Regions from separate parts of the Homo sapiens genome. Here region 1 is linked to region 2. A link is an interaction called in ENCODE POLR2A ChIA-PET data of the cell type or tissue named here. Cell type or tissue: CD4-positive, alpha-beta T cell. All regions are shown on one strand. Links, peaks and the distances in the headings refer to the core of each region. The heading gives the core; the rest is flanking DNA. Region 1 overlaps FTO (FTO alpha-ketoglutarate dependent dioxygenase). Region 2 overlaps RBL2 (RB transcriptional corepressor like 2).

The links. ChIA-PET counts read pairs that join two places held together with the same protein. Peaks named below come from ENCODE experiments on the same cell type or tissue, not always from the same donor. Only the 100,000 strongest peaks of a DNase experiment are listed, where the experiment ranks them.
Region 1: POLR2A ChIA-PET joins it to region 2 with 5 read pairs; 2 of 35 experiments call an interaction of 5 or more read pairs at or near these places.

Annotation. Positions count from the first base shown.
Region 1 is chr16:53,746,877-53,753,366 of GRCh38, forward strand. All of the region lies in intron 1 of FTO (FTO alpha-ketoglutarate dependent dioxygenase), which reads left to right. The region is part of intron 1 of LOC124903691 (a long non-coding RNA gene); the gene reads right to left. Among named protein-coding and RNA genes, the nearest start is that of FTO, 46 kb to the left of the region's middle. In CD4-positive, alpha-beta T cell, for the core only: no CTCF peak of the experiment used is centred there; no DNase peak of the experiment used is centred there.
Region 2 is chr16:53,452,938-53,462,815 of GRCh38, forward strand. It overlaps RBL2 (RB transcriptional corepressor like 2), which reads left to right. Exons shown (of 22, transcript NM_005611.4): 6 at 515-675; 7 at 768-832; 8 at 1,719-1,905; 9 at 6,514-6,680; 10 at 8,804-8,913; 11 at 9,615-9,718. Among named protein-coding and RNA genes, the nearest start is that of RBL2, 23 kb to the left of the region's middle. In CD4-positive, alpha-beta T cell, for the core only: no CTCF peak of the experiment used is centred there; DNase peaks (open chromatin) are centred at 3,864 and 4,924; H3K4me3 peaks cover 1,822 bases; H3K27ac peaks cover 2,415 bases.

The sequences.
Region 1 (6,490 bases), core at 1-4,000, 290 kb after region 2:
GGGTACCCACCATTCTATTCTTTGCTTCTTTGAGTTCAGTTGTTTTTGATTCCACATGTAAGTGAGAATATGCAGTATTTGTCCTTCTGTACCTGGCTTATTTCACTTAGCATAATGTTCTCTCATTCCATCCAATGTTGCTGCAAATGACAAAATTTCTTTCTTTTTAAAGGCTGAGTGGTATTTACGGGCTGTGTATATATGTCACATTTTCTTTGTCCATTCATCTGTTGATGAACACTTTGGTTGATTCCATAAGTTGAATAGTGCATAGTGCTGCAGTGAACATGGGAGTGCAGACATCTCTTTGACATACCAATTTCAAGTATCCTGGGTAAATATCCAGAAGTGAAATTGCTGGATCATATGGTAATTCTATTGTTAGTTTTTTTGAGAACTCCATAATTGCTGTACTGATTCACATTCCCACCAACAGATTGCAGGGGTTCCCTTTTCTCAACATCCTCACTAAAACTTATTTTTATCTCTTTGACAGTAGTCCTTCTGGCTGGTGTGAGGGGATATCTCATTGTGGTTTTAATTTGCATTTCTTTAATGATTAGTAATGTTGAGCATTTTTTTCATGTATCTGGTGGCCATTTGTCTTCTTTTGAGAAATGTCTATTCAGGTACCTTCCCCATTTTTTAACTGGGTTATTAAATTTTTAATGTAGAGGTATTTGAGTTTAGATATTAATCAGATGTATAGCTTATAAATGTTTTCTCCCAATCTGTAGGTTGTCTCTTCACTTTTTTAATTGTTTCCTTTCTTGTGCAGAAGCTTTTTATTTTGATGTAATCCCATTTGTCTATTTTGCTTTTGTTGCCTTTGTTTTTAGGGGTCAGATATAAAAATAATTGCTCAGACGAATGTCCTGTAGTTTATCTACTATGTTGTCTTCTAGTAGTTTTGTAGTTTCAGGTCTTATGTTTAAGTCTGTAGTCCATTTGAGTTGATTTTAGTATATGGTGTGAGATAAGGGTTCAATTTTATTCTTTTGCATATGGATATCCAGTTTTCTCAACACCGTTTATTGAAGTGACTGTCCTTTCCCCAAAGTATATACTTGGCACGTTTGTCAAACCCACATACATGCATGGGTTCATTTCTGGGCTCTATTCTGTTCATTGGTTGATGAGCCCATTTTTCACTAGTACCATGCTGTTTTAATTACTATTGCTTTGTAATATGGTTGGAAATAAGGTAGTGTGATGCCTCCAGCTTTGTTCTTTTTGTGCATGATTATCTTGGATATTCAGGGTTTTTTCTTGTGTGTGTGGTTCCATATGAATTTTAGGATTATATTTTCTATTTGTATGAAAAATGACATTGGAATGTTGATAGGGATTGAATTGAATGTGTAGATTGCTTTGGGTAGTATGGACATTTTAACAATATTAATTCTTCTAGTCTATGACATGGGATATCATTTACTTAGTTGTATCATCTTCAGTATCTTTCATTAATGTTTTATTGTTTTCAGTGTATAGGTCTTTTACCTCCTTGGTATTAAATTTATTCCTAAGTATTATTTTTTCACAACTCACTCTTCATAGAACTATTTTTTATAGCTATTTTATTTATTTATTTATTTAGAGACAGAGTCTTTCTCTGTCACCCAGGCAGGAGTGCAGTGATGTGATCTTGGCTCACTGCAGCTTCCACCTCCTAGGTTCAAGCAATTCTCGTGCCTCAGCCTCCTGAGTAGCTGGGCCTACAGGTGTGCACCACCATGCCTGGCTAATTTTTTGTATATTTAGTACAGACAGGGTATCGCCATGTTGGCCAGGCTGGTCTTGAACTCCTGACGTCAGGTGATCCACCCACCTTGGCTGGGATTACAGGTGTGAGCCACTGTGCCTGGCCTGTAGCTATTTTATTTTATTATTTTATTTTATTTTTTTGAAACGGATTCTTGCTCTGTTGCCCAGGCTGGAGTGCAGTGGTGCGATTTCAGCTTACTGCAACCTCCGTCTCCTGAGTTCCAGCAATTCTCCAGCCTCAGCCTCCCCAGTAGCTGGGACTACAGGTACATGCCACCGTGCCCGGCCAACTTTTTTGTATTTTTAGTAGAGACGAGGTTTCACCATGTGGGCCAGGCTGGTCTCAAACTCCTGACCTCAGGTGATCCACCCGCCTCGGCTTCCCAAAGTGCTGGGATTACAGGCATGAGCCACCGTGCCCAGCCTTGTAGCTATTTTAAATGGGATTGTTTTCTTGATTTCTTTTTTATATAGTTCACTGTTAGCATATAGAAAGACTACTGATTTTTGTGTGTTGATTTTGTATCCTGCAGCTTAATTGTATTCATTTATTAGTTCTAACAGTATTTTGGTGGAATTTGTAGGGTTTTTAATATGTAGTGTAAGAGCATATCATCAGCAAACAGCAATAGTTTTACTTCTTCCTTTCCTATTTGGATGCTTTTTTTCTCTTTTTCTTGCCTGATTGCTCTGGCAATACTCTAATACTATATTCCACTTCTGTACTGAATAGAAGTGGCAAGAGTGGGTATCTTTGTCTTATTCTGAATCTTGGAGGAAAAGATTTTAATTCTTTTTTTCTTTTTTTTTTTTTTGAGACGAAGTCTTCGCTCTGTGGCCCACGCGGGAGTGCAGTGGCGCAATCTCGGGTCACTGCAAGCTCCGCCTCCCGGGTTCATGCCATTCTCCTGCCTCAGCCTCCCGAGTAGCTGGGACTACAGGCGCCCGCCATCACGCCCGGCCAATTTTTTTGTATTTTTAGTAGAGACGGGGTTTCACCGTGTTAGCCAGGATGGTCTCGATCTCCTGACCTCGTGATCCGCCCGCCTCGGCCTCCCAAAGTGCTGGGATCACAAGCGTGAGCCACTGCGCCCGGCCAAGATTTTAATTCTTTACCATTGAGTATAATGGTAGCTGTGGGCTTATGTATGGCCTTTATTGTGTTGAGGCACATTCCTTTTATACCTAAGGTATTGAGTGTTTTTATCATGAGAGGATATTGAATTCTCTCAAATGCTTTTTCTGCATCTAATGAGATGACCATCTGGTTTTTGTCCTTCATGTAGAATGTAATTTCAATTGGGAATCAAATGGCAGATCTAATTTAGGGGCAGAAAGAGAGTTTGTTTCATCAGTTATCAAAGAATCTGTGCAAGAAATAACATTGGTGAAAACAGAGTCATGGAAGTAAAAGAATAAGTAGTAAGAAGAGACAGAGTTGAATTGAGGCTATCATAACTGATATTAATGAATTTTAAATTGCATTTGGCATGTTTAATTGGTAAGATTATGAACCTGTAATTTTTCTCTTTGCTTATAACTTATATCAAAGTCTGGCCCTTGAGCTAAGAATGGCTTTTTTCTTTTTCTTTTTCTTTTCTTTTCTTTTTTTTTTGAGGCAGAGTCTCACTCTGTTTCCCAGGCTGGAGTGCAGTGGTGCGATCTTGGCTCACTGCAACCTCTGCCTCCCAGGTTCAAGCAATTCTCCTGCCTCAGCCTCCTGAGTAACTGGGATTACAGGTGCACGCCACCACACCTGGCGAATTTTTTGTATTTTTAGTAGAGATGGGGTTTTGCCATGTTGGTCAGGCTGTTCTCAAACTCCTGACCTCAGGTCATCTGCCCTCCTTGGCCTCCCAAAGTGCTGGGATTACAGGCATGAGCCACTGTGCTCGGCCAATAATGGCTTTTAAATTTTTAAAAGATTATAAAGAAAAACAAAGAAGAAGAAGAATATTTAATAGGGGCCATATGTGGCCTGCAAAGCCTGAAATGTTACTAGTTAGTCCTTTACAGAAGAAGTTTGCTGACCTTGGTAAGTTTGCTTACCATCTCTACAAACTATTATCAAAAAGGATCACACTTAACCAAAATGTGAGTTCCTGGAGAATTGGGAACTCATTGCTTTTATTAATCTCTGTGTCTTTCAGTCTAGCATGGTACATGGCAACACAGTAGAAGATCACAGCAATTTTACTTGATTGAATTGCACACAGAACATGGGCAATATGGAAGACAGTTTAGAGGATGAAAACCAAAAACAAATTACGAAGGTTGTAGGTCTAAAGAAATAGAACTGTTCTTCCTCTGTGCTTGTGGGTGGTGACATTCCTGGTTTGTTTAAACCTAAGTATGGACGTTTATTTAATTTTCATATTCATCTTCAAATAAAAGGAAGGTTTTAAAACAGATGTGTCCAATCTTTTGGCTTCCCTGGGCCACAATGGAAGAATTGTCCTGGGCCACACATAAAATACACTAACACTGGTCAGGAGTGGTGGCTCACACCTGTAATCCCAGCACTTTGGGAGGCCAAGGCGAGAGATCACTTGAGCTCAGGAGTTCGAGACCAGCCCAGGCAACATAGTGAGACCCTCTCTCTATTAAAAAAAAATTTACCATCCTGGCTAACACGGTGAAACCCCGTCTCTACTAAAAATACAAAAAATTAGCCGGGCGTGGTGGCCGGTGCCTGTAGTCCCAGCTATTTGGGAGGCTGAGGCAGGAGAATGGCATGAACCCGGGAGGCGAAGCTTGCAGTGAGCTGAGATCATGCCACTGCACTCCAGCCTGGGCTACAGAGCGAGACTCCATCTCAAAAAAAAAAATTTAAAAAGAATGAAGTATTGGCACATGCTACACCATGGACTAATGTTGAAAACATTATTCTAAGTGAAAGCCAGATATGGAAGACTAATATTATATGGTTCCATTTATATAAAATGTCTATAACAGGCAAATCTATGAAGATGGGAAGTAGGTGAGTGATTGCCCAGGGGTGGGGTGAGAATCAGGAGTGAGGGCTGATCGGTGCAGGGGTTTCTTTTTGGAGTGATAACAAAGTTCTAAACTTAGAATATGGTGATTGTTGAACAACTCTGTGGATATACTAAAAACCATTGAATCATATACTATAAGTTGGTGAATTTTATGTTACGTGAATTACATCTCAAAGATACTAACAAAAATAATGATGCAGTGGATTGCCTATTTCCTAGTGATGTTGCTGGTTATTTTTCTCTCTGATTCAAGCTGCAGTCAGGATTTGAATCGCTTACATTTTACCTTCTTGAAGTAAGATCTTCTAAAAACAAAATTGACTTATAGTCAAATCCTCTTTGACCCAGCTATGTTCTACTTACATGAATTTGCTCCATTTTTTGTACTGGCACATGGGCACAAAGACATATGTATAAGAATATTCATTGTGGCATTATTTGTAGTGGCAGAACACGAGCAATCTAAGTATCCATCAGTAGGGAACAGTTTAAATACATTAAGGGAGATGAAGCTAGTGAAGATGAAACTGTCTTCAAGACAATTAAAAGAACAAGGTGTAGAATACTGTTACTATTTGTGTAAAATGCTTGCATATAGACAGAATATGTTGTAAAGATTCAACAGTGGCTACCTCTTTGGGAGGCAAAGATTGGGCTGATCTAGTAATAGGAGAGGGACAGCCTATTGCAGGGTTGCACTTTAAAAAAAAATTATACTTTCTTTTCATGGAAGCATTATTCATAATTAAAAAGTGGAACCAATGCAAATGTCCACCAGCTGATGAATGGATAAACCAAATATGGTATAGCCATCCAGTCACGTAAGTAGGGTCAAAGGGGATTTGAATATAAATCAATTTCATTTTGAGGAAATCTTAATTCAAAAGGGTAGTGTTCAAATATTATCTTTAAAATTAAAAAAGTTGACTCCTAGACTATATCTCAGCAATCAATCTTGCATATCTTTTTGCATACTTCTTTTCAATCCATATGGAATAATTTGTCTTAAGACTCATCCCTTCAATTCACCCTCCAACCACTAATGATGCAGCAATTATGTGGTTCCACTGTAATTTTAACACTGTCTTCTAACCCAGCTGTGTGGCAGCAGTGTATCTGCAGGGCAAGAATGTGGCTTGCAAGGGTCAATATCACACTGCCCACAATTATTTTAATGTCTCCTCTGAAATGATAAATGAACTTTATAGTTATAATAAAAAGTAAACCCATTCCCCCTAAGGTATAAAGGGTGTACAATTTACATAGTCAGATATGACTGCCTTTTTTTTTTTTTTTAAAGAATCCTTCGTTGAGGGCTTTAAAAAAAAACAGGGTTAGGGATAGGAATAGGTGGCTCATGCCTGTAGTTCCAGCACTTTGGGAGGCTGAGGCAAGTGGATCACTTGAGCCCAGGAGTTTGAGACCAGCCTGGGCAACATGGTGAAACCTTGTCTCTACAAAATATTTGCTGTGCATGATGGCGTGCACATGTAGTCCCAGCTACTCAGGAGGCTGAGGTGGGAGGATCACCTGAGCCTAGGGAGTTGAGGTTGCAGTGAGCCGTGATCGCATCACTGCATTCCAGCATGGGCAACAGAGAGAGACCCTGTCTCAAAAAAAAAAAAAAAACAAAACAAAACAAAATGCAAAACCAGAAAAACCAGGGATGGGTTTTCAGTGTGGGCATTTATTTGATCCAGCCCAATAAACATGATTAAAATATGAAA
Region 2 (9,878 bases), core at 3,340-7,339:
TTATAGGAATGGAGCCACTATGCCCAACCTTTACCTCTTTTATTTTTATTTGATTTTTTTTCTTTTGTGCTGAGTCTAGGGCAAGAATAAATTGTAAACTAGTATGAAATACATCTAATACATTCAAATTAAAGTATATAATATCTGAACAGTGTAATTTTTTTAAAGTGGTGTTTTTTGTTTAAAAGTAGACTTACTTGCAAAGTTGTATTTTGTGGTTTTTAGATCTTAGTATCCTAAAATTTGATATCCTAAAATTTAAGTTTTAAGTTTCCCTTAACCATCTCTACATAAATAATTGAATAACTGAAATCTTTCGAGTAATGATACACTTTACTTCTATTTGCCATTTTTTGACAAATTCTTAGCGTTGAAATAGGCCCATATATACTGTTTCCTATACATTTGTATGCTAAGTGGTATACTGATTATACTCTATGTTTTACATTTTAGTTTATTACAAATTGGCTTATTGTGTGCTGATATCTCTGTTTTGTGATTCTATACACCATAGGCTTATCTGAAGATTTTCATGCTAAAGATTCTAAACCTTCCTCTGACCCCCCTTGTATCATTGAGAAACTGTGTTCCTTACATGATGGCCTAGTTTTGGAAGCAAAGGGGATAAAGGAACATTTCTGGAAACCCTATATTAGGAAACTTTATGAAAAAAAGGTTTGTAAGTAGCAAAGAAATAACGTGAAAATGTTTTCTGGAGAAAAACTTGATTTAACATGACGACTTAAGGATCTCTTCTTTCATCATAGCTCCTTAAGGGAAAAGAAGAAAATCTCACTGGGTTTCTAGAACCTGGGAACTTTGGAGAGAGTTTGTGAGTACTTCTGTATAAAATGTTTTAATATTTTAAATTGTATACTTAGGAAACTTCAGAAGTTAGTGTTTTTATTGTTTGTACTCTGGAAACTGAGAATATGTTTTGTGAGAGAATACAGGGAAGCAAAAATTCTGTCACCTAAATATAAGCACACTTTTTAAATGTGTTCAAAATTGTATGGCTGTTTTTGAAGTTTCTTTAAGCTTCTGGATTATAAATTTTGAAATAAATTCTTTTGGAACTATATGGGTGAAAATTGATGATGTGTAAGTGTGGAAGTCTTCAGGGGTGCCTAGAGCAGCTAGACAGATAGTTAAGCTTCTCACCGGAAGTTGCACCTACCAGCAGCTGAAACACTGTCAGCAAAATACTTGTACTGTGTGATGGATGAGCTTGGGGATAGCAGGATTACATGTGATACTATCCAGTTTTTGTTTTGTTTTGTTTTTTGAGATGGAGTCTCGCTGTGTCGCCCAGGCTGGAATGCAGTGGCATGATCTCGGCTCACTGCAACCTCTGCCTCCCAGGTTCAAGCGATTCTTCTGCCTCAGCCTCCTGAGTAGCTGTGAATACAGGCACGTGCCACCATGCCCAGCTAATTTTTGTATTTTTAGTAGAGACAGGGTTTCACCATATTGGCCAGGCTGGTCTCAAACTCCTGACTTCGTGATCCACCTGCCTCAGCCTCCCAAAGTGCTGGGATTACAGACGGGAGCTACTGCACCCAGCTATACTATCCAGTTCTTATAACTACAAGTTACCCTACCAAAGTTTAACTTTCAAAAAACTATTAGAACTTTTAGTAAATAAAAAAATGAAATAATTAATTGAAATGGCAGTTCTGTGAGAGAGTACATTTTGTCTGTATTTGTTTTTCCTATAGTAAAGCCATCAATAAGGCCTATGAGGAGTATGTTTTATCTGTTGGGAATTTAGATGAGCGGATATTTCTTGGAGAGGATGCTGAGGAGGAAATTGGGACTCTCTCAAGGTGTCTGAACGCTGGTTCAGGAACAGAGACTGCTGAAAGGGTGCAGATGAAAAACATCTTACAGCAGCATTTTGACAAGGTGAGTTTAGCCATGCCAGAAGAGTAGAAATACAGGAGCAGGTAAGCCAGGGGTTCTTTTTTATTTTGGTAATTTCATGTTTGTGTTTTACTTGCCTACAGTATGAAGGAGAAAATTCTCATCATACTTCTCTTAATTGAAAAAGGTATCTCTATGATATTTGCTTTGTTAATATCAACTTTCATTCATTTTAGTGAGGTCTGAGAAAAAGAAATTAATATAAATTTAAACAAATGTGTCATGCTGATAATTGTTGGTTTTAAAAAGATGGGCCAGTAATATATGGTCTTATATGTAGTGAACATAGTGTAGGCATTTAGAAAGTGATAATTGACCTGACTGGGGCCTTCATTTAAGAGACTGGAGAAAATGAGGATCTACAGTCTTTAAGAAAATTCTTTTAAACTGAATTTCAGGACCACGTGGTATTATTTCAAACAGACACTTAGAGTGATGCAGGCCAAGAGTTTCCCTTCTGCTATGTGGTGGAACAGAAAACACCAAACTTCTGGCAAGTGCCACCAGGGAAACACTGGGTAATCCAAGGGCCAGTTCACCTGGAAGTGAGCTGCTTCAGACTTGAGACTGGTCTGCTTATTCATTCAACAGATATTCCTAAAGCATTTTATATGTCAGGTTGTGTCCTGGACACTGGAGATAAAGCAGTGAACAAAATAACCACGAGAACCCTGTTCTAAAGAAGCTTATATTCCAGTGTGGGGAGATGGACAGGAGATAAACAAGTAAATATATAGTATGTTGGGTGATGATAGATGAAGAAAATAGAGTAGTAATACAAAATATTGAGGGGAGGGGAGAATGGGATGGGTGGGCTGTGGTAGGTAAGGTGGTTGGGAACGGTGTCACACACCAGAAGTAAGTGAGGAAGCAAGCCATATGAATAGCTGGGTAAATGTATTTGAAGCTGAGAGCATAACAAATGCAAAGCCGTGAGGTTGGAACAGGATTAGCTTTTTGGAGGAACAGTGAGAATGCTAGTGTGGTAGGAATAGAGTGAGGGAAAAAGTGGTAAGAAGTGACGGGAGGCCAGGTGTGATGGCTCATACTTGTAATCCTAGCACATTGGGAGACTGAGGCAGAAGACTGCCTGAGCCCAGGAGTTCAAGACTAGTCTGGGCAACAAAGTGAGACCCCGTCTCTACATAAAATATTAATACAAAAAATAAGCTGGCCATGGTTGTGTCCACCTGTGGGCCCAGCTACTTGCGAGGCTGAGTTAGGAGGATTCGTTGAGCCCAGGAGTTCCAGGCTGCAGTGAGCCGTGATCGCGTCACTGCCCTCCAGCCTGGGTGACAGAGCAAGAGCCTGTCTTTAAAAAAAAAGAAAAGAAGAAGAAAAAGAAATGCAGGGAAGAGGGAACAAGAGAGCCAGACAGACCGTGTAGGCTTTGGAAGCCATCGTAAGGACTTTTGCTTCTGCTCTGATTGAGGTGAAAGCCATTAAGAGGGTTATTAAGAGGAGTGACTGATTTACATTTTTAAAGGTCTTCTGGGAAAGTGGGATTAGAGGCAAGGGTGGAAGTAGGGAGTTAAGAAGCTATTGGAATGATTCTGGCAATAGTTTATGGTGGCTTGCTTCAGAGAATGGTTTGTAGCTGGGCCATATTTTGGAGATGGCACCCACAGGATTTACCGAGGGTTTGTATCTAGGGTATGAGAAAAAGAGAACAGTGATGTCTCCAGTTGGGTGAATGATATAAAAGCTAAAATCCTGACAAGTGCCTGTAATGTTGTAAGTTATCTGGCCCTGGCTCTCTCTGAATTCATCTACTTTCCTCCCTCCTCACCCACTTATGCCACATTAACCTCCTTTTTTGTTCTTCAGATATGCCAGGCATGCCTGCAACACAAAGCCTTTGCCTTTGCAATTCCCTCTGCCTAAACTGTATTGCTTCAAGAGACTCATGTGGCTTCCTTCTCACTTCATTCTGGTCTCTGATAACCCAACTGCTATGTCAATAATAACCACAACATCCTCCCCAACCCTCAGGACTTCTTTTCCCCCTGACTCTGCTTGCTAGTGTTTCTCTTCGTATTTATCACTGTCTGACAGTAAGTAGGGAGGTAGGTAGAAAGAATTGTTTATTACCTGTCTCCTTGCATTAGAATATAAGCTTCACCAAGGCTGTGACCAGTGTTGTATGCAGCGCTTGGCACATAGTAGACATTCGGGGAACATTTACTACTGAAATTTATTAAGAGGGAAGAGCAAGTCTGGGGGAAGGGGAATCAAGAGTTAGGGTTATTAGCATGTTAAATTAGAGATGTCTTTTAAGCATCCTAGTAGAGAAGTTGAATAGACAGTTGAGGTATACAAGACCGGAGTTCACAGTTCACAGTAGAGGTTAGGGGTTGTGTATATATGTCCTGGGGTCATCAGGGTGGGTACAGATAGCTTTTTTTTTTTTTTTTTTTGAGATGGAGTCTCGCTCTGTCACCCAGGCTGGAGTGCAGTGGTGCAATCTCGGCTCACTGTGACCTCTGCCACCTGGGTTCAAGCGATTCTCCTGCCTCAGCCTCCTGAGTAGCTGGGATTACAGGTGCCTGCCACCATGCCCAGCTAATTTTTTGTATTTTTAGTAGAAACGGCATTTCACCATCTTGGCTAGTCTGGTCTTGAACTCCTGACCTCATGATCTTCCCGCCTCGGCTTCCTGAAGTGCTGGGATTATAGGCGTGAGCCACCATGCCCAGCCGTAGATGGCTTTTAAAGCTATAAAATGAGGAGGGATTACTTAGAGGTATGAATTGAGAGAGAATACAAGAGGACTAAGGACAAAGCTCAGGGTCACTCCAAATTTTGTAAGTCTTCATTTGGAGATGGAACATCCTAATATTTTTAAGATACCGACTTAATATTTGCACCCAAGTTAAAGATTCCTCTTGATCAGAATGAACAGGAAGCTTTAAGCTAAGCACAGTGCTACCAAGAAGCACCATGTTGACCTTGAGGACTCTGGCAGGAAGCTGTTTGTGGTTGTCACACCTAGTTTCCTCTGTGAAACTACTGCTGCCTGTGGGTGATGTGGTTATATGCTGCTGGCTGCTGTTGATTCTCCTGTTTGTGTACAAGGTGTTTTTCCCTCCCAGTGCCTCCCAATGTAGGCATCGGTTCATGCACAGTGAAGTAGTTGGCTGCAAGAAACCTTGTAAGGCAGGGAGCAGCCTTTTGAATGCAATAATCTACCCAAATCATTTTATTGACTTAATTATAGAATGAATTTCTTTGAAACAAAGTGAAAGTCTTAGTTGTATTACACTTTAAGACATAGAGAAAACATGTAGGTTTGTTTCTGTATACAGTAAATTTCTGTGCTTTTCTATATCTTATGAAACTTGAATAGTTGGCTCTGTTGCCAGGTGAAAGTTTTGCTAGGTTTTTTAAAAAATTAGAATAAGTACATTTAATACACAGGGAAATTTTATCTTGAATATTAAAAGACATTGTTAAGCTATCTTAACCTTTCAGAGTTTATTTGAAAAATCAGAAAGATGTTTTACTGGCTCCTTTGACACCAAGTCACATCTTCTCCATATTTATTGTCAAGAATGTTGACTTTAACTTATTTCTCTGAAGACCTGTCTACCTTAGGGGGAGAACCTGTGATAGATTCTGGTAACCAAAGGTAGAGGAGGGGCAGGAAGACCAATGAAGGCTGTTCTGCATCAAGTTGCCTTTTTAGGGAATGTTCAACTTATTATCTGTCTCTGAAGCAAATTTGAATATTTGGATGGTGGGTGTATTAATTCATTTTAACGCTGCTGATAAAGACATGCCCAAAACTGGGAACAAAAAGAGGTTTAATTGGACTTACAGTTCCACATGACTGGGGAGTCCTCAGAATCATGGTGTGAGGCGAAAGGCACTTCTTAGGTGGCGGTGGCAAGAGAAAAATGAGGAAGAAGCAAAAGTGGAAACCCCTGATAAGGCCGTCAGATCTCGCGAGACGTATTCACTATCACAAGAATAGAACGGGAAAGACTGGCCTCCATAATTCAATTACCTCCCACTGGGTGCCTCACACAGCACATGGGAATTCTGGGAAATACAATTCAAGTTGAGGCTTCGATGCAGACATAGCCAAACCATATCAGTAGGCTTTTGTTAAATCATGGATTTTTTTTGGAACCAAATTTAATCACAATTTTCTTTTATCTTTGAGTGTCTGCAAAAATAGCAGTAGATGGGAATTGTGAAATTCTGTTTCTCAGAGCTGAGAATAATCTTAATTTTTCAGGTGAGCAGAATGCTTATCTTTGCCTCCGAGCATAAGTTTTACAAGAGGGAATGTAGGGAGCTGTACCTTATTTTAGAGTTTTAACTTTTAAGAGACAAACTTTTAGTTAGCTAAAATACAAATTATTCTTTCACACCTTCGTCTTCACATGGATATTGGCGGCTCTTAATGCTGTTATGTTTAAATTCCAAGAATGGTGACATTTGAGTCACTAAAATTTATTGATATTGTAAAGATAAAGTCTTACTGGCTTGAAGTCCCATTTGTGAAGTGAATTAAAGTCTTTCTGGCCTAAAATAATGTTCTTTAAAAAATGTTTATTAATTCTGTGTAATTTTTTTTTTCTTTAGTCCAAAGCACTTAGAATCTCCACACCACTAACTGGTGTTAGGTACATTAAGGAGAATAGCCCTTGTGTGACTCCAGTTTCTACAGCTACGCATAGCTTGAGTCGTCTTCACACCATGCTGACAGGCCTCAGGAATGCACCAAGTGAGAAACTGGAACAGATTCTCAGGTTAGTTTGAGCCCTGTCTGCTTTCTAAGATTTGGTTATTGACCATTTTCCAATTTCCTATTCTTTCATTATTAATGCCTTAATTCACCCATGAATAATTTTTTATCAATTGTATACTCAGTCCTGTTGTGAGTCTATAGAGGACCTAGCAATAAGATGTATAAGTGGAAGATCTTCTTTCCTTAGATTTCTTTAATATAATACAAGACACAGTAACTAATAACACCAGACAGTGTAGAGTAAAACACAAAAGTGTCTTATTGCCAACTGTTCTTTCAAGATTTCAGGGAGTGGTGAGGTGGGGGCGGGGGGAAGCTCAGTGATGATGGGAATTGTCAAAGGACTTTATGAAGAGGGTTGAACCTGAGGTAAGTTCTGAAGGGTGACTCAGATTTGAAAAGATTAATAGAGTTCCACATGTTCATAAAGCAGGACAAAAACCACTGTAACTTTTGTAAGCTCTATAAAACATCCTTATCCTGGAAAGGAAGTTCACTGCATTTAGTTCCTTTGATCTCCCTGAGACTGGTAGGAATATCATTGAGTTTTAATTAAAAGCCCAGTAGGCTGAATCTCATCATCTTATGCATAACCTTTGGCAAGTTGATTTGAAAAGTTACCTCCAAGGTCCCTCTCAGTCCTAAAACCTTATGATATGATAACGTAGACCCAAAAGGACCCCATTTTATTTCTGATGATGGTATATCAAGAAGACCCTATATGTACACATAAGTAATTTCCCACTCATAGCCAGGCTTCTTAAATGCCAACTACTTTTCCTTTACATTTTAGTGAAGTCTGCTTTATTCATAAACTTGATTGTGATTTATACTCAACAAGTTATATCTCTGTGGCCTCTTCCTGAGTCATGTTTTTCAGATGCACCTTGTTTGCCTTGAATTTAGAAGCATTTCGTAAATACATTTCAGAAGCCATCTTAATCTCTGTGTCTTCCAGATCGCTTTACAGTTTCTAACTAGGCATAACAGCATTTTAAATCTTAGGTACCATTAGTGGGGTTAAATAAATATTACCAGTAAATACTAGGTAAAATAAAGGGTGCTATTTTTGTTGAAAGGTATGTGTGTGTGTGTTCCCAGAAAAATTCTGCTTGTATATGTATTCAGTAGTTATCTCTAGCAGGACTGTAATTGATTTTTATTCTCTTTATAATTTTTTAAACTTGCTTCATTTTCACAAAGAATATGTATATAATTATATATATATTTGTGATCAAGATAAAAACAGTTGTTACAAAAAGCTTACATGGTGATAATTTGTATAATGCTTCTGGATTGAACATATATTGCTTTCTAATAATAGAAAGACTGAAGTAAACCTCGTTGGCGGGAAAAAAATGTAGAATGCCAGGAACAGTTTATGTGAGTCTGTAGTATGGGTTTTACACCCCTTCATTCTATTTTCTTCCAGGTGTTCTTAATGGGAGTTTTACTGTCCTCTAGGGAAATAGTTAAGGGCAAGTTTGGGATAATCAGTGACTGGGGATGTGTAGGACAGGTGGGGGACAGTCATAGATATCGAATGGGCCCAGGCCAAGGTTGCTAAACTTCCTGCACTGAAAGGTGTATCCCCGGCCGGGCGAAGTGGCTCATTCCTGTAATCCTAACACTTTGGGAGCCTGAGGCAAGTGGATCACTTGAGGCCAGGAGTTCGAGACCAGCCTGGCCAACATGGTGAAACCCCATCTCTACTGAAAATACAAAAATTAGCTGGGCGTGGTGGCAGGTGCCTGCAGTTCCAGCTACTTGGAGGCTGAGGCAGGAGAATCACTTGAACCTGGGAGGTGGAGGTTGCAGTGAGCCAAGACTGCATCACTGCATTCCATCCTGGGTGAAAGAGCGAGACTCTGTCTCAAAAAAAATATATATATATAAAATAAAAGGTGTAGCTCCCACAAGAAAAGTTTTTTTTTTTTTCATTCAAACTGGTAATACCACCACCTTTGAAAAGGAAGTATGGGATCTCTTGGATTAATTTGGGAAGTGTATAGTTTCTGTTCAGAGTGTTTTATATTTACATGTTAGTGAAATTATAGAAACATTTTATCCCCTTGTGACTTGACAAGACCTTTAAATTATGTTATTTCTCATTACCTTTTTTAGGACATGTTCCAGAGATCCAACCCAGGCTATTGCTAACAGACTGAAAGAAATGTTTGAAATATATTCTCAGCATTTCCAGCCAGACGAGGATTTCAGTAATTGTGCTAAAGGTAAGGTTTAACATTGTTATTCTGCTTTTATGTTTGAAGTTTAACTAAATGGAGTCATTTCTTACTAACTAAGAAAGATGAGGAAAAGATTTATGACTTTAGACTGAAGGCTAGGATATGGCTGTCCAATTTTTCTGGTCAACCAACTGATTTCTGAGCCCTTCTCAGTAAGATAGAAATTTTAGAATGGTATCTTTATTATATTGGACTTCTGATGCTTTTTTATCTGCAAATCTTTAGGTTTTTTTTGTAAACTGGAAATTAAATAGAAGTGTAGTGATTCTTCAACATATTGAGAATAAGGACAGGAGATATCACTGTTATGGGCCCAAACCTGGCCTAGGAATTGTTTGCTGTCAGGAATTGGAACTAAGTAGGTGTGGACTAGTAAGCCAATTACATACCTCTTAGCATTGGTCTGTTTTGTTCAAACATAGAGGAAAAAAAAGGGTGTTAGTCTTAAATGATATTACAGTTCCTTATGTGCAAATTTCATTTAATAATTTTAGAAAAATGTGACTGTTACCATGAAGAAAATTAAGGTATCTTAGGGATAATTAAAACACCAATCATAAGAAGTGTGCATATCTAAAGTATTGGGTTGGTTTTGAATTTTATTTTGTGAGTAAAGGAGGAGGAATGGGCCTTTATTTTCTTTGTGTGCCATTTTTGTGGGGTTTTTTTTTTTATTATTTCTACAGAAATTGCCAGCAAACATTTTCGTTTTGCGGAGATGCTTTACTATAAAGTATTAGAATCTGTTATTGAGCAGGAACAAAAAAGACTAGGAGACATGGATTTATCTGTGAGTAAAATAACCAATGTATTGATCAGCGCAATGAAACATAATTTCCTTCCTGCCCTATTCTGTGGGTTGTTTTTTTTACTTTATATATAGTCTCCTTTCATACACAAAAGTTTTTAATTTTGATGAAATCCAATATATTTTTTCACTAGTTGCCTGT